Linked DNA regions of Homo sapiens: region 2 is linked to region 1. A link is a loop called in an ENCODE intact Hi-C map of the cell type or tissue named here. Cell type or tissue: OCI-LY7. All regions are shown on one strand. Links, peaks and the distances in the headings refer to the core of each region. The heading gives the core; the rest is flanking DNA.

Evidence for each region. Peaks named below come from ENCODE experiments on the same cell type or tissue, not always from the same donor. Only the 100,000 strongest peaks of a DNase experiment are listed, where the experiment ranks them.
Region 2: a loop joins it to region 1, with 2.5 times the contacts of the local background. A loop is called at or near these places in 5 of 110 quality-filtered maps.

The regions. Positions count from the first base shown.
Region 1 is chr1:35,196,309-35,208,414 of GRCh38, forward strand. No RefSeq gene overlaps it. Among named protein-coding and RNA genes, the nearest start is that of SFPQ, 9.2 kb to the left of the region's middle. RefSeq lists an enhancer at 5,739-5,918. In OCI-LY7, for the core only: CTCF peaks have their summits at 5,967 (motif pointing right) and 6,169; a DNase peak (open chromatin) is centred at 5,973; H3K4me3 peaks cover 638 bases; H3K27ac peaks cover 678 bases.
Region 2 is chr1:35,418,833-35,430,938 of GRCh38, forward strand. ZMYM4 (zinc finger MYM-type containing 4) reads left to right here. Exons shown (of 30, transcript NM_005095.3): 30 at 638-3,226. The coding sequence ends at 845. It also overlaps the pseudogene RNY5P1. Among named protein-coding and RNA genes, the nearest start is that of ZMYM4-AS1, 59 kb to the left of the region's middle. In OCI-LY7, for the core only: no CTCF peak of the experiment used is centred there; no DNase peak of the experiment used is centred there.

The sequences.
Region 1 (12,106 bases), core at 3,483-8,482:
CAACCTCCGCCTCCTGGGTTCAAGTGATTCTCCTGCCTCAGCCTCCTGAATAGATGGGACCACAGGCACGTGCCACCATGCCTGGCTAATTTTTGTATTTTTAGTAGAAATAGGGTTTCATCGTATGGCCAGGCTGGTCTCAAACTCCTGACCTCATGATCCGCCTGCCTCAGCATCCCAAAGTGCTGGGATTACAGGCATAAGCCACCACGCCTGGCTTTTTTTTTTTTTTTTTTTTTTGAGACGGAGCCTTGCTCTATACCCCAGGCTGGAGTGCAGTGGCCGATCTTGGCTCACTGCAACTTCTGCCTTTTGGGTTCAAGCGATTCTCCTACTTCAGCCTCCTGAGTAGCTGGGATTACAGGCATGTGCCACCATACCCAGCTAATTTTTTTTTTGTATTTTTAACAGAGACAGGGTTTTGCTATGTTGGCCTGGCTGGTCTCAAACTCCTGGCCTCAAGTGATCCACCCGCCTAAGCCTCCTGAAGTGCTAGGGTTATGGGGGTGAGCCACCGCACCCGGCCATGTTTGTAACAACACTTTTAAAACAAGTTGTCTACACTCACAGTCTCCATTTCCTCACTTCTCTTTCCTCTTCAATCCACCCCAGTCTGTCCACACTACTCCTCCTAAACTGTTGGGGAGGATACCAATGATTTCCATGTTGCCAAATCCAGTAAACACTTATCTATAGTCATCTTTTTTTTACCTGTTAGCAACATTCAACATATATAGTAATCTGTCTTTTTTGAAGCACTTTTTCTTCACTGGCATTCTGTGACACCACACTCAGGATTTTTCTCTTCCTGCCTCACTGATCATCCCATTTCCTCCTTGTAGGACCTCCAAACATTGAAATATTTTAGGACTCAGTTCTCGCCGGGCGCAGTGGCTCACGCCTGTAATCCCACTACTTTGGGAGGCCGAGGCAGGCGGATCACGAGGTCAGGAGATCGAGACCTTCCTGGCCAACACGGTGAAACCTCGTCTCTACTAAAAATACAAAAACTTAGCCAGACGTGATGGCGGGCGCTTGTAGTCCCAGGTACTTGGGAGGCTGAGGCAGAAGAATGACGTGAACCTGGGAGGCGGAGCTTGCAGAGCCGAGATCGCGCCACTGCACTCCAGCCTGGGCGACAGAGCGAGATTCCGTCTCAAAAAAAAAAAAAAAAAAGGACCCAGTTCTGAGATATCCAGCTGTTTATTAGACATAGCCGCCTGGAGACTACTTAGTTGATGTATCAGATTTTTTTTTTTTTTTTTTTTGAGACGGAGTCTCACCCTGTCGCCCAGGCTGGAATGCAGTGGCGTGATCTCCGCTCACTGAAACCTCCACCTCATGGGTTCAAGTGATTCTCCTGCCTCAGCCTCCCGAGTAGCTGGGACTACAGGCACGTGCCACCACGCTAATTTTTTTTTTTTTTTAATAGAGACGGGTTTTTGCCGTGTCGGCTAGGCTGGTCTCAAACTCCTGACCTCGAACAGCCTCCCAAAGTGCTGGAATTACAGGCATGAGCCACAGCATGCAGCCTGTTTCTTCACTTGTCTATTGTCTGTCTCCTCTGTTGGACTGAAACTCTGAGTTCTTTAAGGCTGTATCACTGGCACCTAAAACAGACACTAGCACAGAGATAATAAACATTTGTTGAGTGAATGAATAAATAAAAGCATAATGGTGAAGAACAGGCTGTTTCCATCTGAGCAGGGTATTGTTCCAAGATCTTTCACTTTTCTGACACACTTGCTTTTTGGGGACATTGTAAGGATTGTGTGAAATGTTTAGTACTTTCTAAGTGCTCAGTAAAGCCAGGTGCACTGGTTTGAGCCTGTAATTGAGCTCCTGGTCTCGAACTCCTGACCTCAAGTGATCCTCCCACCTCACCCTCCCAAAGTGTTGGGAATACAGGCATGAGCCACTACGTCTGACCGATATATCAGATTTAATATGTCCAACTTGGAGCTATTGATTTTATCAACTGAACCTATTCCTTCCCTCAAACTCTCCCAGCATAGTAAATAGTACCACCTGGTTGTTCAAAACAAAAACCTAGAATTGGTCCTCTTTATAAAAATCCAAAGATTGGTTCTACCTCCAAAGTATATCTTGAATCCTCCCCCTCTACCACTACATCCTAATCTTCTCCATCTCTATGTCTCACGTAAAGTCCTGCAACCACTAATATTTCGGTCTTCTGATCCATTCTTCACATGGCAGCTAGAGTGTTATTTGTTTATTTATCTATTTATTTTTTCTTTTTGAGATGGAGTCTCACTCTGTCACCTAGGCTGGAGTGCAATAGAGCGATCTCAGCTCACTCAAAAAAAAAAAATCAAATAATGTAATTTGTTTCCCCTATTTAAAGGCCCTCAATGGCTTCCCATTGTTGTTAGAATAAAATCCAAATACCTTAGCAAGGTCTACACGTCCTGACTTGGTCTGACCCCTGCCTGCCTTCCCAGTCTTACCTCCCTAATTCCCTACTCTATTTGCACTAAGCCCTAGCTATTTTTTTTTTTTTTTTTTTTTTTTTTTTTTTTTTTTTTTCTGAGATGGAGTCTCACTCTGTCGCCCAGGCTGGAGTGCAGTGGCACGACCTCGGTTCACTGCAAGCTCCGCCTCCCGGGTTCACGCCATTCTCCTGCCTCAGCCTCACAAGTAGCTGGGACTACAGGTACCCACCAGCACGCCCAGCTAATTTTTTGTATTTTTAGTAGAAACAGGGTTTCACCGCGTTAGCCAGGATGGACTTGATCTCCTGACCTTGTGATCTGCCCGCCTCGGCCTCCCAAAGTGCTGGGATTACAGGCGTGAGCCACCGGCGCTAGCTATTCTTAAGATTTATCAAGTTACTTTACCTGTATGTTTTGCCTCAGGGCATTTGCACTTGCTCTTTACTCAGCCTGCAGTGTTCTCCCCACTCGCCCCGCCCCGGCTCTTTGCACAGATATCTTTTCTTAATCTTTTTTTTTCCTTCGCTGCTTTATGGAATGATCTCTTCATCCTTCTATCTGAGCTTGAAAATCACCTCAGAGAAGTCTTCTGTGCTCATCATCACATCCAAAGTAGGCTCCTCCTCTCTGTTATAACATCCTGTATGTAATATACATTATAGCTGTCTTCACAACTTGTGTTTTCTTGTTTATTTCTTTTTTCTCTTTCTTTTTTCTTTTTTTTCTTTTTTTTTTTTTTTTTTTTTTGAGACAGATTCTCACTGTGTCACCCAGGCTGGAGTGCAGTGGCACGATCTTGGCTCACACACCCAGCTAATTTTTGTATTTTTAGTGGAAATGGGATTTCACCATGTTGGCCAGGCTGATCTCAAACTCCTGACCTTAAGTGACCTGCCAGCCTCAGCCTCCCAAAGTGCTGGAATTACAGGCATGAGCCACCGCATGCAGCCTATTTCTTCATTTGTCCATTGTCTGTCTCCTCTGTTGGACTGAAACTCTGACTTCTTTAAGGCTGTATCACTGGCACCTAAAACAGACACTAGCACAGAAATAAACATTTGTTGAGTGAATGAATAAATAAAAGCATAATGGTGAAGAACAGGCTGTTTCCATCTGAGCAGGGTATTGTCCCAAGATCTTTCACTTTTCTGACACACTTGCTTTTTGGGGACATTGTGAGGATCGTGTGAAGTGTTTAGTACTTTCTAAGTGCTCAGTAAAGCCAGGTGCACTGGTTTGAGCCTGTAATCCCAGCTATTCAAAAGGCTGAGACAGGAGGACCACTTCAGGCCAGGAGTTTGAGACCAGCCTGGGCAACATAGCAAGACCCCATATCTAAAAAAGTAATAAGAAGAAGTTATCTGGGCGTGGTGGCAGGTGCCTGTAGTCCTAGCTACTTGGGAGACTGAAGTGGAGGGATCTCTTGAAGCCAGGACCCAGGAGTTGGAGGTTGCAGTGAGTTGTGATGGTGCCACTAAACTCTATCCTGGGTGACAGAGCAAGATTCTGTCTCTAAATAAAAGTTAAAAGTTTGGTATGTGTACCAAAAGAGTAATTATTTAATACTGTGAGTAATATCTACTTCAAATAATAGCCAGTATCAAAATAGCCAAAATCAACTGATCATTTAGTTTATGCCATACAATGTAGTAAATACTTAATATTGAATTGTGTTTTTGTTTTTGGTATTGTTTTGTTTTGTTTTGTTTTGTTGAGATGGAGTCTTGCTCTGTCGCCCAGGCTGGAGTGCAGTATTGCGATCTTGGCTCACTGCAACCTCCGCCTCCTGGGTTCAAGCAATTCTCCTGCCTCAGCCTCCCAAGTACCTGGGACTACAGGTACCTACCACCAGGCCCACCTAATTTTTGTATTTTTAGTAGAGACAGGGTTTCATCATGTTGGCCAGGCTGGTCTCGAACTCCTGACATCAGGTGATCCACCCACCTTGGCCTCCCAAAGTGCTGGGATTATAGCCGTGAGCCACTGTACTCGGCCTTAATATTGAATTCTTATTACAACTCTGAGATTTATAGTATTATTTGCTCATCTTTCAGATTAAAAAACCACCATTACTGTAATCCAAGGTAACATTATTCTTTCTCTCTCTTTTTTATTTCTTGAGAGGTGGAGTCTCATTATGTTGCCCAGGCTGGTCTCAAACTTCTGTGCTCAAGTGATCCTCCCACCTCAGCCTCCTGAGTCTACAGGCACAGGTCACTATGCCCAGCCAAGCTAACGTTGTTTTATTACATCCAGGATACACACTGGAAACTAACAATGTAACATGATTTCTCACCTAGACTTCTGCAAAAGCTTTCTGACTGGTCATCCCAATTGCCTTCCTCCTTCCTATTTTCCAGGCAGCAAGCAAATTATCATTTTTAAAGGCAAATCTGATGCTTCAGTTCCCCTCTTTTAAATTCCTTATTGTCTTCCTATTGCCCTTAGGAGAAAAAACAACCTCCTTAACTCCTATGATGTCCCTCCATTCCCTGGCCATCGCATTCCTCCCCAGCCTCATCCCTGACTCCTGAATTCTTTGCTGTAGTCACACTGACTGCCTTTAGTTCTTTTAACTTCTCACGTTCTCACCTGAAATAGTATCTTCCTGGTCACCGTCTCCCTCCTTTATGGTTAGCTCTTATCCATCTTTCAGGACTTGACTTACACTTGCCCTTCTCTGGAGGCCTTCTGTGACCCCAAGGACCAAGTTGCTGCATTTCATTAGCATCCTGTACTTTCACTCCTATAGTATTCATCCCACTTTATTATAGAGACTTGCAAAATTGTACACTTTAGCCTGTAAGATCATGAGGACAATGACTGAGATTCTCTTTTAAGCACCAAATCCTCAGGGCCTAGTGCTGTGATACTCTATATTTGAACAAATGAATAAGTGAATGAGCCCATTAATCTTTCCTTTTCTGAACCATTGAAGAATGTCCTCAACATAAATGACAAATTTCAGATATTAAACACAACTCTGTAGTTCACATCTGTGGTCAATTATCATGCCTGAATAATATGTAGAACAATCTTTACCTTGTAATACTCTGAATGTGGGTGAACTTACAGTTCAAACACTATAATTACAATAAAATGAAAATTATAATTATCCTCTTGTTTGAGTATTTATAAGGCCTAGAAGGGTAGGGGATGGAAATAATATGCTTGATGAAACACGCTGCCGCTCTCTAATGAATATTAATTCAATTGACTAAATTTACATCTTCAGCTGTCCCCCAGGGCTTGAGAAACCATGTTGGTCAGCAGGTGTTAATTTAGCTTCGTAGTTCTCTTTTCCAACTTTGAAGAGGCTATTCAGTTTTCAGATCTATCAGCGCTTGTCTCTGAGGCTTCATGCACACAATAGAGAGCTCAAATTATTTTGCTGGGGGCAGAAAAGGAGAGCTAAAAGAAGGACATCTAAGCTCCTCAAATGCACACTGCCTCCCCCAAGGAAGTGGCTCTTAGATGAGCCCAACTGGCAAACTCTAACCGTGCAGTAAAACCCTCACCACTAGGTGTCTCAGTGGCTGTGCCACTTCCTCCATCTCCTTGGAAAGCAAATAGCGGCATACACTCCATTACTCTATTGTTATTGAGCCTCCAAGCAAAGAACCTTTTGGAAGGGTTGATTTCAATACCTGGGTAAATTTTCCAGTAGATCTAATCAGTATCTAGATTGCCTCTCTTAATGAGAGAAACATTGGATTAACTGCAGTGTCTTCCTCTGTTACTGCCTTCCTTTATTTAGGGAAAACGTGCTCTGTTTGTAGTACCTTTATTTATTTAATTATTTCTCCATCTAATTTATTTCTTTATTGTGTTGGGGGATGGGGAGAGGTCTTCCTTAGTCATGATGAGCGACCCCATATTCATCACCTGTCACCCCCACACTGAACTAAATATCTTTCCAGGTTTTTTCCACACAGTTACTTTAGTCTTGAAGGCATTTATTTTCAGCTGCCCCTAAGTTTACCACTTGAACTGATTTTAAAGGTAAAAAAAAAAAAAATGGAGTTTAAAGACTCATCAAATGGAGGAAGATAGCTCAGAGGTAGGTATAAATTTTTACCATAAGTGTACTTCAGAAATTAATGAGAAAGGAAAGAAATATTCAACAAATGGTATTAGAGTATTTAATTTGCTATATATGTATATATATGTATATATATGTATATATGTATATATATGTATATATGTATATATATGTATATATGTATATATGTATATATGTATATATATGTGTATATATATGTATATATGTATATATATATAATCAAACTGATTCTAGATGGATAAAAGAAATATGTGTATTTTTTAAACAAACCCAGAAAGAATGAGAAGAAAATAGAAGTGAATATCAGATCTTTGTCAGGAAGGGCAATTTTTAAGATTTACTCTGATAGAATAAATCACAAAACAAAATATTAGTAAATTTCCCTGCATGAAGATTAGAAACCACCAGGTTAAAAACCAAGACGATAATAAAAATTAAAAGTTAAATTGAAAAAATAATTGCAAGAAAAAATTATAATAAGTGGTTAATATCTTTCCTATGTAAAGGATGTGTACAATTTTATAAGAAAAATAATCAAGATCCCAATTAATAGCCAAAATAAATGAACTAACACATGGAAAATATTCATCCTCTGATGATAATTACAGAACTAGAAATAAAAATGAGAGACTATTTTTCATCTAAGTTAACACAAATTTAAACAGCCACTACTGACATAATTCTTTTGAAAAATAATTTGGCAAATTCATTTTCTCCCTCTCTCTCTCCTTTTCCCTCCCCCTCTCCCTCCCTCTCTGCATCCTCCCCGCTTTCATTCATTCATTTATTTAACAAATACCCTCTGTGTGCCTGCCAGGTGCTGGAATCTAGCCTAAATTCTAAATACAGAAAAATTTTATGTATAAATTTGTTCATCTCCACATGATTACTAATAGCATTAAATCAAAAACATCCTACATTGTCTACATTGTCATCCAGAGGCAAGGTCTTCTTTTGCTTAAGACAATCTTAGTTTATGTTTGATATCCCAGTATAATTAATAAATAGTGCCCCCCCCCCCCCCCACTAAGACAGCTTTCTGGCTGATAGCAGTCAAGTATCTTGAGGAAGGGCCAGTTTTTCTAATTTGTACAAAAGCACCATTGGGATTAGCCACTGTCCATTAAGTTACTAAGGTTGGATGATTTCTGGTTTCCTATTTTTCTGCAATTTCTAGATTTTCTAAAATGGATTTTACGTGTGTGGGCTTTACGTGCATTAACTCATTTAATTTTCACAACCCCGTAATTATTTATTTTTCTTATTTCACCCCCTTTTTTTAAGATAAGGGATTAAGTCACCGAGAGTCACATAGTTATGAAGTGATAGAACCAAGATTTACACCTGCATAGTCCATATCCAGACCTTTAAACAGCAAGTTATCCTGTCCATAGGGATAACTATATCCAGTTGGACTTCTTATTCATTTATGGGGGGATAAAGATTACCTATGCTCACAAATGTTATTTGGAAAGTACATACAAATAGTAGCCCCAAAATGTGTCTATCTCTTACAAACAAAATATGTTCTCTTAAGTCCACTAATTATAAATACATTGTAAATACAGTAATTGAAAATAAAATGCAAGAATTCATTAACAAATAAAATGGAAGAATCCCAAATACCCAATTATGAATTATCTTTTTGATGTATAGTTATATCTGTTTAAATTTCTTTTTATTGGCCAGGCGTGGTGGCTCATGCCTGTAATCCCAGCATTTTGGGAGGTGGATCACTTGAGGTCAGGAGTCCAAGACCAGCCTGGCCAACATGGTGAAACCTCGTCTCTACTAAAAATTTAAAAAAACAGCCAGGTGTGGTGGCGCACGCCTGTAATCACAGCTACTTGGGAGGCTGAGGAGGAGAATTGTTTGAACCTGGGAGGCAGAGGTTACAGTGAGCTGAGATCCAGCCACCGCACTCCAGCCTGGGGAACACAGCGGGACTCTATCTCAAAAAAATAAATTAATAAAAACTTATTTATATTTATTTTTTTATTTATTTATTTCACTCTGGGCTCATTTCTCGATCTGTTTAAATTTCAACATATGAGGCTGGGCGCAGTGGCTCATTCCTGTAATACCAGCACTTTGGGAGGCTGAGGTGGGCGGATCACCTGAGGTCAGGAGTTGCAGACCAGCCTGGCCAACATGGTGAAACCCTGTCTCTACTAAAAATACAAAAATGAGCTGGGTATGTGGCACAGGCCTGTAATCCCAACTATTCAGGAGGCTGAGGCAGGAGAATCTCTTGAGCCCAGGAGGCAGAGATTGCAGTGAGCTGAGATCGTGCCACTGTACTCCAGCCTGGGTGACAGATCATGGCTCATTACAACCTCTGCCTGCCAGGTTCAAGCGATTCTCCTGCCTCAGTCTCCTGAGTAGCTGGAACTACAGGCGTGTGCCACCATGCCCTGCTGATTTTTTGTATTTTTAGTAGAGACAGCGTTTCACCATGTTGGCCAGGCTGGTCTCAAATTCCTGACCTCAGGTGATCCACCCGCCTTGGTCTCCCAAAGTGCTGGGATTACAGGCGTGAGCCACCATGCTTGGGCCACATACCACTTTTAAATGGATTGATGGAAAAATAATATTTTTTGTAGGTCATGTGTGGTGGCTCATGCCTGTAATCCTAGCACTTTGGGAGGCTGAAGCAGGTGGATCGCTTGAAGCCAGTTCAAGACCAACCTGGGCAACATGGCGAAACCCCTATCTCTACAAAAAATACAAAATTTAACCGAGAGTCATGGCATGTGCCTGTAGTCCCAGCTACTGGGGAGGCTGAGGTGGGAGGCTTGCTTTAAGACAGGAGAGCCCCCTGGACCACTTCACAGGACTTGCAACAGGAGTGTGGCTCACTTACTCGGCTGCCATCCTGAAACCCTTTGTGGGAGGGGGAGCATGCAGGCAAGTGGGTGCTGGGGCTCTGACGAGAGCTTTTGGGCTCCATCTCCATGGTAGCATCTAAGGGTATGCTACAATTAATGTTCTTTTAGCAGTTTCTGTCTGCAGACAGCTAAGTGTTAACCAGCTCAGTGGAGAGTCAGGGTGACAGCCTTTTACACCTTTCCTTCTTGGTACCCAGGTCCTTTTCTGGTGCCCAAGAAGAATCTGGCCACATGGACTTGAAGGATGGTGAATGTGGAGGTTTCATTGAGTGATAGAGGTGGCTGTCAGTGGGACAGGGAGCTAGAAAGGGTGTGGAGTGGGAAAATAATCTTCCCCTGGATTTCAGCCATCCCCAGCTGACCTCCTTTCTGATAGTCCAGCTGTCTCTTCAACATTCAGACGCTTCTTCTCTTCTCTCCTTCTCTGCCATGCTACTCTGCTCCTCTGCCAGTGGAGTTTGGGGTTTTTATGCATACAGGATGGTGGGCATGGCAAGCCAGGGTGGTTTTGGAAAAAGCAACGTGTGGGTGGGAAAAGAGAGATGTAAAGCTCTTATTTAGGGCTGCAGCCCCAGGCTTGTGGGTGGGGCTTTTGCGGGGAACCACCCTCTTCTACCCAGTATTTCCCTGCCTCTGGTCCATATCAACATGACCCCAAGAGGTTGAGGCTGCAGTGAGCCAAGATCACACCACTGCACTCCAGCCTGGGTAACACAGTGAGACCCTGTCTCAAAATACACACACACACACACACACACATACACACACACATATATATACATACACACAAATATATATATAGATGTTTTTGTTACATGATTTATTGAAATTAAACATGTATCACTAATTAAATGGGCAAGTGTAAAAAATTACAGTTTATGAGTGTTATTAAAGATTTATAAATACAGGCCAGGCACAGTGGCTTGCGTCTGTAATCCTAGCACTTTGGAAGGCAGAGGTGGGCAGATTAACTGAGGTCAGGAGTTCAAGACCATTCTGGCCAACATGGTGAAACCCCGTCTCTACTAAAAATACAAGAGTTAGCCAGGCGTGGTGGTGCATGCCTGTAATCCCAGCGACTTGGGAGGCTGAGGCAAAAGAACTGCTTGATCCCGGGAGGCGGAAGTTGCAGTGAGCTGAGATGGCACCACTGCACTCCAGCCTGGGTGATAAAGCAAAACTCTAGTTCAAAAAAAAAAAAAAGGCCAGGTGCCGTGGCTCACGCCTGTAATACCAGCACTTTGGGAAGCCAAGGTGGGCGGATCATGAGGTCAGGAGATCGAGACCATCCTGGCTAACACGGTGAGACCCCGTCTCTACTAAAAACACACAAAAAATTAGCCAGGCGTGGTGGCGGGCACCTGTAGTTCCAGCTACTCGGGAGGCTGAAGCAGGAGAATGGCATGAACCAGGGAGGCGGAGCTTGCAGTGAGCCAAGATCATGCCACTGCACTCCAGCTTGGACGACAGAGCGAGACTCCGTCTCAAAAAAAAAAAAAACTAATAAAAAAAGAAGTTTTTTTGTTTTTGTTTTTGTTTTTTTGAGGCGGAGTCTCGCTCTGTCGCCAAGCTGGAGTGCAGTGGCCCCATCTCAGCTCACTGCAACCTCTGCCTCCCGGGTTCAAGCAATTCTCCTGCCTCAGCCTCCCGAGTAGCTGGGACTACAGGCACACACCACCACGTTTGGCTAATTTTTTTTTTTTTTTTTTTGCATTTTAGTAGATACAGGGTTTCACCATGTTGCCCAGGCTGGTCTCGAGCTCCTGAGCTCGGGCAATCTGACCACCTCGGCCTCCCAAAGTGCTAGGATAACAGGCGTGAACCACCACGTCTGGCAAAGAAAAGAAAAAAGCTTTATAAATACAACTGTATAATGTTGCCTTTAACTATATGCTAATCTAAAATAAATTATTTTGGTTGGGTGTGGTGGCTCATGCCTGTAAATAAAATAAAATAAGAAAATAAAATAAAATAAGAAAATAAAATAAACTTTTGGCCGGGTGTGGTGCCTCACGCCTGTAGTCCCAGCTATTCGGAAGGCTGAGGCAGGAGAATTGCTTGAACCCGGGAGGCAGAGGTTGCAGTGAGCCAAGATCATGCCACTGCACTCCAGCCTGGGCAACAGAGTGAGACTCTGTGCCAAATAAATAAATAAGATAAAATAAAATAAAATAAAATAAACTTGTAATTAGCTGGGCATGGTGGCAGGCGCCTGTAATCCCAGCACTTTGGGAGCCTGAGGCAGGTGGATCACCTGATGTCAGGAGTTCAAGACCATCCTGGCCAACACGGTGAAACCCCGTCTCTACAAAAATACACAAATTAGCCGGGCATGATGGTGAGTGCCTGTAATCCCAGCTACTCAGGAGGCTGAGGTGGGAGAATCGCTTGAACCCAGGAGGTGGAGGTTGCAATGAGCTGAGATCATGCCACTGCACTCCTGCCTGGGTGACAGAGCAAGACTCCATCTCAAAAAAAAAAAAAAAAAAAAAAAAAAAAATATATATATATATATATATATATATATATATATATACACAATACATATATATATCACTCATGCCATGCTTCCGTTGGGTTCTTCTCTGCTTAAGCAGGTGAGACTATATATATAAAACATAAAAATACATATATTATATATAAAAATATATGTATTGTATATGTATAATATATATGTATATATGTATAATATATAATATATA
Region 2 (12,106 bases), core at 3,352-8,351, 220 kb after region 1:
ATGTGATACCTAATCTGTAGTTATTTTGTTATTTGTATAGAAAAGAAATTTTGTTTTGCTAAAGCTATAATAGAAAAACAATTTTTAAGGAATTGAAATTTTCTAAGTAGTCCTTTTCTTAGAGGAACTTTATGATTTTAGAGTTGTAACACTTTTTTTTCTGAAAGAAATGTAATAGCTTCATTTGCCCTTTGATAATGTGTATTGAGTGCCCTTGGAGTTCATTCCAGGATATTGGGCACTTCCAATATGTGGTGCTTGGCCATAGTGTCACATGTGAGTTGACTTTTTTGTTGCTCTTAATAATGTTTGAAGTACTAAAGTTTATGATTTACACTTTGTCTTATATTAACTTTATACTCACTTCCAATCCATTGTGATTTCAGTTGATTCCTGGGAGGAAATATTCCTGTAAACTATTTATCTCTGTGGGTACCTTGCTTTCCCCATTGTGAGTCACAGTGGAGAAAGGTTGAGAGCCATATTAGGTTGGTGCAAAAATAATTGCAGTTTTTGCCCTTACTTTTAATTACTTTTAATGGCAAAAACCTCAGTTTACTTAAGAATAGTACATATTTCCTATACTCTCTGATTTCTAATTTTCTTTTTTCTCTTTTTTTTTTTCCCCTGTGGATAGTTCTGAAAGTGTGAAGCAAAGGAATGATGTGTTTTACCTTCAACCTGAGCGCTCCTGTGTCCCGAATAGCCCCATGTGGTACTCCACATTCCCGATAGACCCTGGAACCCTGGACACCATGTTAACACGTATTCTCATGGTGAGGGAGGTACATGAAGAACTTGCCAAAGCCAAATCTGAAGACTCTGATGTTGAATTATCAGATTAAAACGGAAGTGAGGTTCTTATTTTCATACATATTGGTATGCACCAAACTGTGAATGCATCCAGCTGTTGGAAAATGATGTATAAGTCTAAGTCCTCTTGACTTGACCATAAGATCATGGAAAACAGATGACTTGTGAACCCCACAGTGTGGATGTGCAAATGAAAATTGAAGGAAAGAATATGAACTGAGAAATGTTCTTTGGCAGTGATATAGTTCTTAGACATCTTCAGAATGACTAATTTCTCCGAGTGGTGCATAATCTTATTTTGTTTGGGAGTAACAAATCGTGGAATATTTTTAAGGAAAACTGTTGTATAAAACTTTACCATAGTAACCTTAGACCTTAGAGAGGTAGCTTTGGAGTGAAACTTTGGCTGCAATAGGCTACTTTGGCAAGCCCTCCGTAAAAGTCAGAGGAGAGATCAGTACAGAGCTAAGAGTGACATCAAATGAGGACTGTGGGACCCAGATTTGAAGACCCAATAAAAATACTCAACTTTTTAAAAAAGATAGTGAAGTGGTCTTGATTGATTTTGATTTTCACTGCCAAGCCAATCATGTGAAGGACAGAAGCTTTTGCCATGGGCCCCTCACATCAGGGAAAATGACCTTCACTGCTGTTAACAGTAATGTGTCCCTTTCATTTTCTGGATCAAGCCTTCTCAGCGGTGGGTCTGGATGTGGGTAAACTAAGGTAAAGGGGATGATATTCCACAAACTAATTATGCACACAGAAAATCTGTGGAGCCTATCAGACCCCAAGTGTCTTGAAATGTTTGTAGAAACCCACTAAAATGCCCCTTCTCTGGGTGTGGGCCCTTATTGCAGCTGTCTCACAGCCTGAGCTGTGGTACAGAGAAATGGGGGTTCTCCTTTTATTTTCATTTTTTTTCCCCAATGGCAGCTTTTCTCCCGTTGTTTTACCTTCCTATTTCCCAAACAGTTCCTCTTATTTTGTCTTTTGCACCAGTTTCTGGAGGCCCTTGTCATTTCAAAAAGGATAGTCTCTTTTCTTACTCTGGCAAACCTGTGAGTGATTCCACAAAGATACAGTATTACTTAGCTATCTGAATTATGATAGAAAAGGTCCTAGTTAGGTTCCTATATAAAGCATTTGGAAGATGACCTTGTTGCCCTTGAAACTTGAAAATAGGGATTCTGGGGTGAGGATACAAAGACATTGTCTTGCATATCCATAAGCAGGTCTTAGAGCATTATTCCAAACTCTAGCTGTTTCAGTAGTTCTATGAGGATTGCAAGTCATAGGTGTGTGTGGCATATCAGTCCATCTCCCTCATCTCCATTCTCAGTTTCTTCCCCACAAAATTTGGAATCAAAGCTTTTATGACGTTTGCCAATTGCAGAACTTCTTCAGCTAAGGTTAATTTGACGCTATGATAAAACTGAGAGATGTCAAAAAGCCTCTTAGAAATTTTAATCTTGAAAGACTTTTCAGGGTATCTCATTTTTTAGGTGGGGGTGGCAGGTGTATTTCTTTTTTAACAAATAAAAGGCATTTAAGTAAAACTAAAATGAAAAAAGTAGGCCTTCTGACATTGTGTACTTGGTGGTTCTGTCCCTCTGCCTGTAACAAATCTCATTTTTGTTACCAAGAACTGTATGAAAGAAGTAAATCCACCCCGATTCTGTATGATTAATTCCATCTGTGTTTGTCATTTCTGACTGGAAAACTTCTTACTCCATACCTTGTTCGATATGGAGGACAAATAATTGGATTGTCTGATAAGTCTGCCAATAAACTATCCAGAAATAGCAAGTGTAATAGTCCCCACTATACGAATTTTATGGTTTGTATAAACACTAACATTTTCCCCTTCTGTAGTTGTATGAAAAAACAAATATTGTTAGCATAGTAGATAAATTGTTATGAAATACCAGAAAAAAAAATCTGTATCTTTTACTGAGAACACCCAATACCCAGATAAATGACTGTATCAGGATTTCATTTGCATGTTAGTCCACAGAGTTGCCCAGAACCCTAAATTTATTCATAAGAGAAAATATTGATTAATTATTGGTCATTCCTCATAAGTGTAGCTGTTGATGTGTGCGTCTGATTATTGCTTTTTTAATTTTATGAAAATTGTGTAAAATTACATTTTTTTTCCAGGGGAGAAAAAAACATCAAACAAAAACATCTAAATCATCCTTTTTGTTCTTTTTCAGTTTTTAACCACTTTTAGGTTTTCCCCTTACAGAAACCACAGAAATATTCCCTTAGAATAAAATAGTATATTTGTATTTGATGGGTGAGTTCTTCTTCTTTACGTCTTAAAAGAATTTGAAATCTCTTTTTCTGATTGACCTTATTGGTATGACCCAGCAATTAGTAAAATTACAAAGAAAGAGAGCAGTTTCCGAGAAAGAAATTTTTTTTATGTAGTCCAGTCAACATATTTTTTCATTGCAAGTTCTTTTATTTCCTTTTTTCCATCAAAAGACTTGTTCCCATTTTTAGCTAATTTACTGACTATATTCAAAGTCCCAACAGGTAGAAATATCAGAGATCATTTATACATATCATTTCAGGCAAACTTTTTTGAGATTTACAAAGCCTACATCAGTTCAACTTTAATGAAATTGTAAGACTAGAATAAAGGATATGTTCATTCTTAAGTATAAATACATGTTTAAAACAGGAATGTAAGACTAAATAGCATTTTCCTTCGACTTCAGAGTTGTCTTGGTATTATGCAGCTGTACTTTCAAATTCCGTATCGACTTTCTACCTACCTGCCTTGTGGCAATCCTAAATTTATAAAACAGGTTTTCCCAAAAGATCTAATGTAAAATGAATTTCTATTAATGAATTCAGAATTTAATTTTCCAAAGAAGTCTCCTAGGGTATTGAGTTGAAGTTTTAGGAAAGAAGCAATCATACCCTGAACTCCTCTAGACTAGCACTTGTCTGTTACACTGTGCTATCATCATTGAAGAGAATAGTGATTGAGAGGCAATGCTATGTAGTGGAGAGATCATAGGCGTCGAAGCCTAGTGTTTCTACTTACTGGTTGTATAACTTTAGGTAAATTACTTAACCTCAGGCCAGGCACGGTGGCTCACACTTGTAATCCCAGCACTTTGGGAGGTCGAGGCAGGAGGATCATGAGGTCAGGAGATCGAGACCATCCTAGCTAACATGGTGAAACCCTGTCTCTACTAAAAATACAAAAGTTAGCCGGGCGTGGTGGCGGGCGCCTGTAGTCCCAGCTACTCGGGAGGCTGAGGCAGGAGAATGGCGTGAACCCGGGAGGCGGAGCTTACAGTGAGCCGAGATCGTGCCACTGCACTCCAGCCTGGGCAACAGAGCGAGACTCCGTCTCAAAAAAATAAATAAAAAAATAAGTAAATAAAAATTAACCTCTCTGTGCCTCAGTTTTGTTATCTATAAAGTGGGTATAACTCCCTTATTAAGTTGTGCCTGGCACATGGTAGGCTTTCAAATGTCAGATATTTTTTATTACATGCAAATTTCCTGGCCTGTACTAACACATTAAATAAATGTTAATTCCCACACTACAGTCTGAATTTTTACTAAGTATAGCACTTTGGCTTCTGCAAAACATAATACTCTATTTATATAACCAATTCTACATATTTGAATCAAACAAAATTACAAATTCTTCACTTGTGCTTATGTGCATATCAATAGTAATCAACATCACAAGAATCCATTGATATTTTCACTATATTGAAAAATGGGGCTGGGCACGATGGCTCGTGCCTGTGATCCCAGCACTTCGGGAGGCCAAGATGGACAGATCACTTGAGGTCAGGAGCTCGAGACCAGCCTGGCCAACATGGTGAAACCCCATCTCTACTAAAAGTACAAAAATTAGCTGGGCGTGGTGGCAGGTGCCTATAATCCCAGCTGCTTCAGAGGCTGATGCAGGAAAATCACCTGAACCTGGGAGGCGGAGGTTGCAGTGAGCCGAGATCAGGCCACTACACTGTCCAGCCAGGGCAACAGAGTAAGACTGTCTCAAAAAAAAAGAAAAAAGAAAGAAATGGGCATGTATATCAGTATATATAGGAACAGCATATGATAGAGTTTATTAGTTTTTTTCTTTATATTTCTTTTTGTTTGTTTTGAGACACAGTCTCACTGTTGCTCAGGCTGGAGTGCAGCGGTGCGATCTTGGCTCACTACAACTTCCGCCTCCTGGGTTCTAGTGATTCTTCTGCCTCAGCCTCCTAAGTAGCTGGGATTACAGGTGTATGCCACCACACCTGGCTAATTTTTGTATTTTTAGTAGAGACGGGGTTTTGCCATGTTGGCCAGGCTGTTCTCAAACTCCTGACCTCAAGTGATCTGCCCACCTCAGCCTCCCAAGTGTTGGGATTACAGGTGTGAACCACCACGCCTGGCTAATATTTCTTTTTTTCTTTGAGATGGAGTCTCGCTCTGTTGCCTAGGCTGGAGTGCAGTGGCTCGATCTTGGTTCACTGCAACCTCTGCCTCCTGGGTTCAAGTGATTCTCCTGCCTCAGCCTCCTGAGTAGCTGGGACTACAGGTGCACGCCACCATGCCTGGCTAATTTTTGTATTTGATGGGGTTTCACTATGTTGGGCAGGCTGGTCTCGAACTCCTGACCTCAGGTGATCTGCTGCCTGCCTTGGCCTCCCAAAGTGCTGGGATTACAGGCATGAGCCACTACATCTGGCCTATTTATATTTCTTTGCATATGAATGCCAGGTCATAAATTTATTTTTTAATTGGGAGAAAAACCTTAAATCTATGAAACTTCTTTTACTTGGTAGGTTATATATGTCATCAGTTTAGGAACAAGACAACGGTACAACAGCAATCTCCCCACGCTTCACTTCATTAACAGAACTGCTCCTTCCCCAAAAGTTTTAGCTAGGCAGTGGCTCCCTTGGTAAAAAAGTGTATTTTCCAGGCTAACTTGTAGTTAGGAGTGACCATGGGACGAAGTTTTGACCAATGGCATGGAAGCAGATGTGAGTTTACATCTCCCAGGCTACACTCCTAAAAGGAAAATGCATGCTCCTCTCTTGTCTTCCCTTTTTCCTCTGATCTGGAGCATGAACGTGGTCATGGCAAACCAGTTTTGTCCATGTGGGAAAGGGCAGCATACCAGAAGTACATTAACCTCATGGACAGAGCCACCTGTCTCTCCTGGTCTGCCTACTAGCTCAGACCTTCACATAAGAGAGGAACTTTCATCTTATTTAAAGCCTTTTTTTTTCCTCTTCATTAAAGTAGCCAAACCAGTATCCTAACGAATACACCGGTAATGCCCACTGTCACATTACCACTAAACGGAACTGGAACTTCTCATCACAACAAAAAAGGTTATCAATATTGCAAGGTGAGAAAACACATTTGTTGTTGTTGTGTTTTGTTTTTGTTTTTTTGTTTTGTTTTGAGATGGAGTTTCGCTCTTGTTGCCCAGGCTGGAGTGCAGCGGCGCGATCTCCGCTCACTGCAACCTCCATCTCTCAGGTTCAAGCGATTCTCCTGCCTCAGCCTTTCAAGTAGCTGGGACTACAGGCATGTGCCACCACGCCTGGCTAATTTTGTATGTTTAGTAGAGGCGGGTTTAACCATGTCGGCCAGGCTGGTCTCAAACTCCTGACCTCAGGTAATCCTCCTGCCTCAGCCTCCCAAAGTGCTGGGATTACAGGCGCGAGCCACCACACCCCGCCAACAAACTCTTAAATAAGTTTGGCCGGCCACGGTGGCTCACACCTGTAATCCCAGCACATTGGGAGACCGAGGCAGGCGGATCACGAGGTCAAGAGTTTGAGACCAGCCTGACCAACATGGTGAAACTCCATCTTAACTAAAAATACAAAAATTAGCTGGGCGTGGTGGCAGGCGCCTGTAGTCCCAGCTACTCGGGGAGGCTGAGGCAGGAGAATGGTGTGAACCCAGGAGGTGGAGCTTGCAGTGAGGCGAGATTGTGCCACTGCACTCCAGCCTGGGAGACAGAGCGAGACTCTGTCTCAAAGAAAAAAAAAAACAAAACTATTAGCTAGCCAACCTAATTCGTGTGTGTGTGTGTGTGTGTGTGTGTGTGTGTGTGTTTCACACAAATGAAATCTTAAATTTTATTTATCTCTTGATTCTGGTGTTTTGTTTTGTCCCCTAAGGGGAGGTCTTTGCCATTTTTATTTACTTAATGCCCATTGGTCTACTCAAGTTTTTAATGTCTTGCCAATTTGCATTTTAACTTCCTCATTTTCATCTATATGTTCAGGTTTATAACATATAGTTCATAATTATTTCCTTTTTAAATTTTGTATTGTGTTTGCATCTTCTCATTTTCCCGGTCATTCTTAACCTTTTCAAAGAACCAGCATTTGGCTGAGTCTTATTTCATGTATTTCTAATTTTATTAATACTTTCCTTCTCTTTTCTTGTTTTTTTTTTCCAGTTGTTCATTCTTTAAATGATTGAATGATTGCTTCATTCATTGTTAATCTTTCTTGTTTCCTGAAAATGATTTAAAATCTACAACTTTTTCCTCTCAGTACTGCTTTAGGTGTGTTTCCCGATTCAGGCACAATGATGCGGTCATCAGCCTAAAAGTGTTTCCCATTTCCCTTTTTAACCCAAGTGTTTGTCCACCCTCCCTTGCCTGCTAGCAGCCTTGTCAGTTTTCAGGCTGTGTTTGAGGGATACTAATACTCCTCCTATTTACATTGTTTGTTTCATTGTTCTTTCTTATCTGTGTATCCCACCTTTTTTCCTTTTTGCATTGAATTGTTTTATCAGATACTGTAAATATTGCTCCCCCAGTTTCTCTTGGTTAATATTTGCCTGTTTTTCCCCCATCTTTTTTGTCCTATAATTGTTAGATTGTTTAAAAATGTTTATATTGAGAGTCTTTGTTATTTTTTATTCATTTATATATGTCATTATAGACTCTTAGGTTCCTATCTTATTCAGTAGGTTGTATTCTGATGCTCATTTATTTTGATACTCAAATTGTCATATATTTGACCAACGGAAGCCCCTTCTAGCTGGCTTTTATGTCCTTCTGACATGTTCCTGTCCGTTTTTCAGCATTTCTTAAGATATTCCAGGATTTTGTGGTACTCTTTTGGAATCAGTCATCTCTCTATAGAGCCATAAGACCTTAGCACTTGGCGTGCTCACTGCTACTAAGGTAAAATTGCTTCTATGCCCTCTCAGTGGGTAGAGCAACCAATCAATAACCACATATTCATATAACTATACACATCTATATCCATGTGTGTGTGTGTATGTAGTTTGTTTCTTTAAACCTGTGAGTTGATTCCAGTTTTTCCAATTTCAGTTCAACACCTCAGGATTCTTTGCAGCCTTCTCTCCCTTTCCACATTCATAATCCTTTCTCAAAAAGTGTGAAACCTGGCTCCCATTATCCTCAGTATATGTACTTATTTTCTCAATGAGGAACTTGTTTGCACAGTGTAATTAACCTCCCAACCATTCCAGCCACCCACTGCCCCTCTTACCCTGCTGCTAGGTGGTGGCTGCCTTACCAGGAGACCCCCTCACCACGTGCACATGTGTCCATGGTTTGAGGAGGCCTTCACCTCCTCAGAGGCCACTGTCTCCATGCAGGGAGGGCAGTGGAGACTGGAAGGAAGAGGCCAGAGTCTGGTGTTAAGTTCATATGTAAACACCTTAAACTTAATTACGGCTAATAGAACTTATTTCTGCTGTTTAGTTTTGTGGGTTTTTTTTTTTTTTCACAATTTCTGTTTACTGAACTTTTCGGTTTATCCCCTTGCTTCCCACTGAGTAACAAATTTTCTTCTACTTGTTTAAGAAAGTAATACTTTCTACTTTTATTGATATTACTTTTTTTTTAATTTGAGACAAGAGTCTCGCTCTGTCCACCAGGCTGGAGTGCAATGGTGCGGTCTCAGCTCACTGCAACCTCCGCCTCCCGGGTTCAAACGATTCTCTTGCCTCAGCCTGCCAAGTAGCTGGGACTACAGGCGCATGCCACCATGCCCGGATAATTTTTGTATTTTTAGTAGAGACGGGGTTTCACCATATTGGTCACACTGGTCTCAAACTCCTGACATCGTGACCCACCTGCCTCATCCTTTCAAAGTGCTGGGATTACAAGCCTGAGCCACTGCGCCAGGCCAAAATGCAAAGCTAGTCAAGCGTGGTTGTGGGGGGAGACAATGGTAAATCAGCTTAACAATAACCCACAACACTCAGACCAACATATTACTCTTAATACTAATCATGTTTGTTTACCCCTGTTGGTTTCTTTAACTTACCATCTAAATCTTCTCCTAGTAAGACTTTGTTAGACTTTTATGTTCCTTTGGTCTTGCCCACTCTTACTTACTATGTAAATTATTTTATTATATACTTACAGGTTTTTTTTCCTTTTTGTTAGTCCTGTTTCAGACTACAAACTTTGCCAGCGTATTTGCTCACCATCACTTCCCATCTCTCTTCCCATGTCTAGATTAATTTTTCTATATTTGACCACTTCTTGCAAGAATATGTTCTAAATGGGCCCTTTTGTGAAAAAGTTACTGAAGCCTTGTGTCCCTGAGAATTTTTTTTTTTTGAGACAAGGTGTTGCTCTGTCACCTAGGCTGGAGCTCAGTGGCATAATCATGGCTCACTGCAGCCTCTATAACTCCTGGGCTCAAGCAGTCCTCCTGCCTCAGCCTCTGGAGTAGCTGGGACTACAGGCGTGTGCTACCATGTGGAGTTAATTTTCAAAATGTTTATTTTGTAGAGATGGGGTCTCGCTATATTGACCAGGTTGGTTTCGAACTCCTGGCCTCAAGCAATCCTCTTGCCTCGGCCTCCCAAAGTGCTGTGATTACAGGCGTCACACACCTTGCCCGGCCGCCTGAGAATATTTTTTTATTACACTCAAGTTAGTGAGTTTGTCTTACTATACATTTTGGGGTCAAAGTTCTCTCCTTTAGCACTTCCTTTCTTTTTTCATCTGATACTGTTAAAAAGCCTGATGTCCATCTGATTTGATCTGTTATTTCTCTGAGAGCTTTCAGAATTTCTGCTTTTCTTATTGGTCTTAAATGTCTTTCACTACAATGTTTCTGTTTGTACAGTTTTCTTACTAATTATTCTATGAGTCCTTTGATCTTTCTTTAATTCTGGGAAATGTATTCTCATTATTTTTCCAAATATTTTCTCCATTTTTTTTTCTCTTTCCTTCTGCGACTCCCATTATTCAGATTTGGCACTTCTGCTCTGTCCCTGGACTGCTCTGTATGTGTGTGGGGGGGTGTTCCCACGTTTTTATTTTCCTGCTTTGTTTTGGCAGAGGCCCTCAGTATGATGCCCCACCTCATGGATTTGTTGTGAGATATATCTGTCCTATCCCATTTGTTAATTTTTTCACCCTTAATATTTCTATCTGGAGCCGGGTGCGGTGGCTCACACCTGTAATCCCAGCACTGTGGGAGGCCGAAGTGGGTGGATCACCTGAGGTCAGGAGTTTGAGACCAGAATGGCCAACATGGTGAAGCCCCGTCTCTACTAAAAATACAAAAATTAGCCAGGTGTGGTGGTGGGCACCTGTAATCCCAGGTACTCAGGAGGCTGAGGCAGGAGTATCTCTTGAACCTGGGAGGCAGAGGTTGCGGTGAGCTGAGATCACACCATTGCACTCCAGCCTGGGTGACAGAGTGAGACTCCGTCTCTTAAAAAAAAAAAAAAAAAATCTGCTTGGTCCTTGTTCCTGTTTCAGATTGCCAACATTTCCCGGTTTGTTTTGAATTCTAGTTCAGTTTGCTGTCTTTGTGGGCAGGGGCTTGGGCTCCTCAGGTGGCATCTGGTTATTTTGGCCTGTGAGCTCATGTTCCTTCACAGCACCAGCTTCTCTGTAGTATTTGTTGGTGAAAGGCCAAAGCCAGGCTCTACCCTGTCCCTCCCAGTGAGTTGAAGAAGGGAAGTTCATGACCTCCAGGTCCCTCACAGTTGCTGTTGACCACTCCACCAGGAGTGTTCCAAGATTCACCTTCAGACCTGTAGGAAGCAGCACTGCGAGGAGGCACAATTTCCAGTCATCCTCTGCCAGCTCTTGAGGCTTTGGAGGGAACAAGGGCTTGGAATTTCAAACCTAAGAGCAGCTGCCCAGCCCACCCCTCTTTCTCCTCAGCAGAGCTTTGGGCTGCCCTGATAGTGTCCCACTGACATCAGTGACTTGACTGGCAGTCCCATGTCCAGCAAGAGCAGACATCTCCCTGATGCCCTACCTCCCCTCCCACTTTATCACCTGCATCTTTGGGGATTTTTTTTTTTTTTTTTTTTTTGAGACGGAGTTTCGCTCTGTTGCCCAGGCTGGAGTGCAGTGGCGCGATCTCGACTCACTGCAAGCTCCGCCTCCCGGGTTCACGCCATTCTCCTGCCTCAGCCTCCCATGTAGCTGGGACTACAGGCGCGCGCCACCATGCCCGGCTAATTTTTGTATTTTTAGTAGAGACGGGGTTTCACCGTGTTAGCCAGGATGGTCTCGATCTCCTGACCTCGTGATCCGCCCGTCTCGGCCTCCCAAAGTGCTGGGATTACAGGCGTGAGCCACCGCGCCCGGCCATCTTTGGGGATTCTTACAGGATTTGTGGGGAGTTTTCAGTTTGGTTTGATTTGTGGTAGTGGTGCCTCAGTTGATGATGTTGTTTTTCTAGGGTTGATTTTTGGGGAAGGGAACCTGTAGCATACGCTAGTTCACTGTCTTAATAGGATCCAAAGCCCCAGTGTATCTTGTCTTTTTATTTTCAGTCTATGTGATGCTTTAGTTGTCTGTCCTGTAAATAGAGATTTACAATTAAACCCAGTCTGTTAAGTTCTGTTTGGTGGTAGTGGTTTTGTCGTTAACATCCAATCTGAAAACTAATGCCTATTAAGTGGTCACATTTTTCATGCTGATTTTTTTTCCCTCCCTTCCTGCTGATGGGTTGGTTGAAATCTTTTAATTTTTTTCTTTCCTTGTCTGGTTTAGATGTTCTACATTCTAGTTCTGAATTTTCAGTGGCTTTCTCAATGTTTTTAAGATGAATGCCTGACTTTCTCAAATGAGTATTTCTACCATCGTCCTATGGAAAGACTAGGTTACAGTCATCACCCCATCCCCATCTTATATGTTACAGTTCAGTATTTTCATTCCATCTCTTTATTCTCTCCCCAAGTAGCACTCCCTGGGAACTTCCTAGGCCAGGTTCCATTGGAGGATTTGTGTGGGAGAAACCAGCAGCGACCAGATCTGCCATCTCCCTCCCCGCCTTAA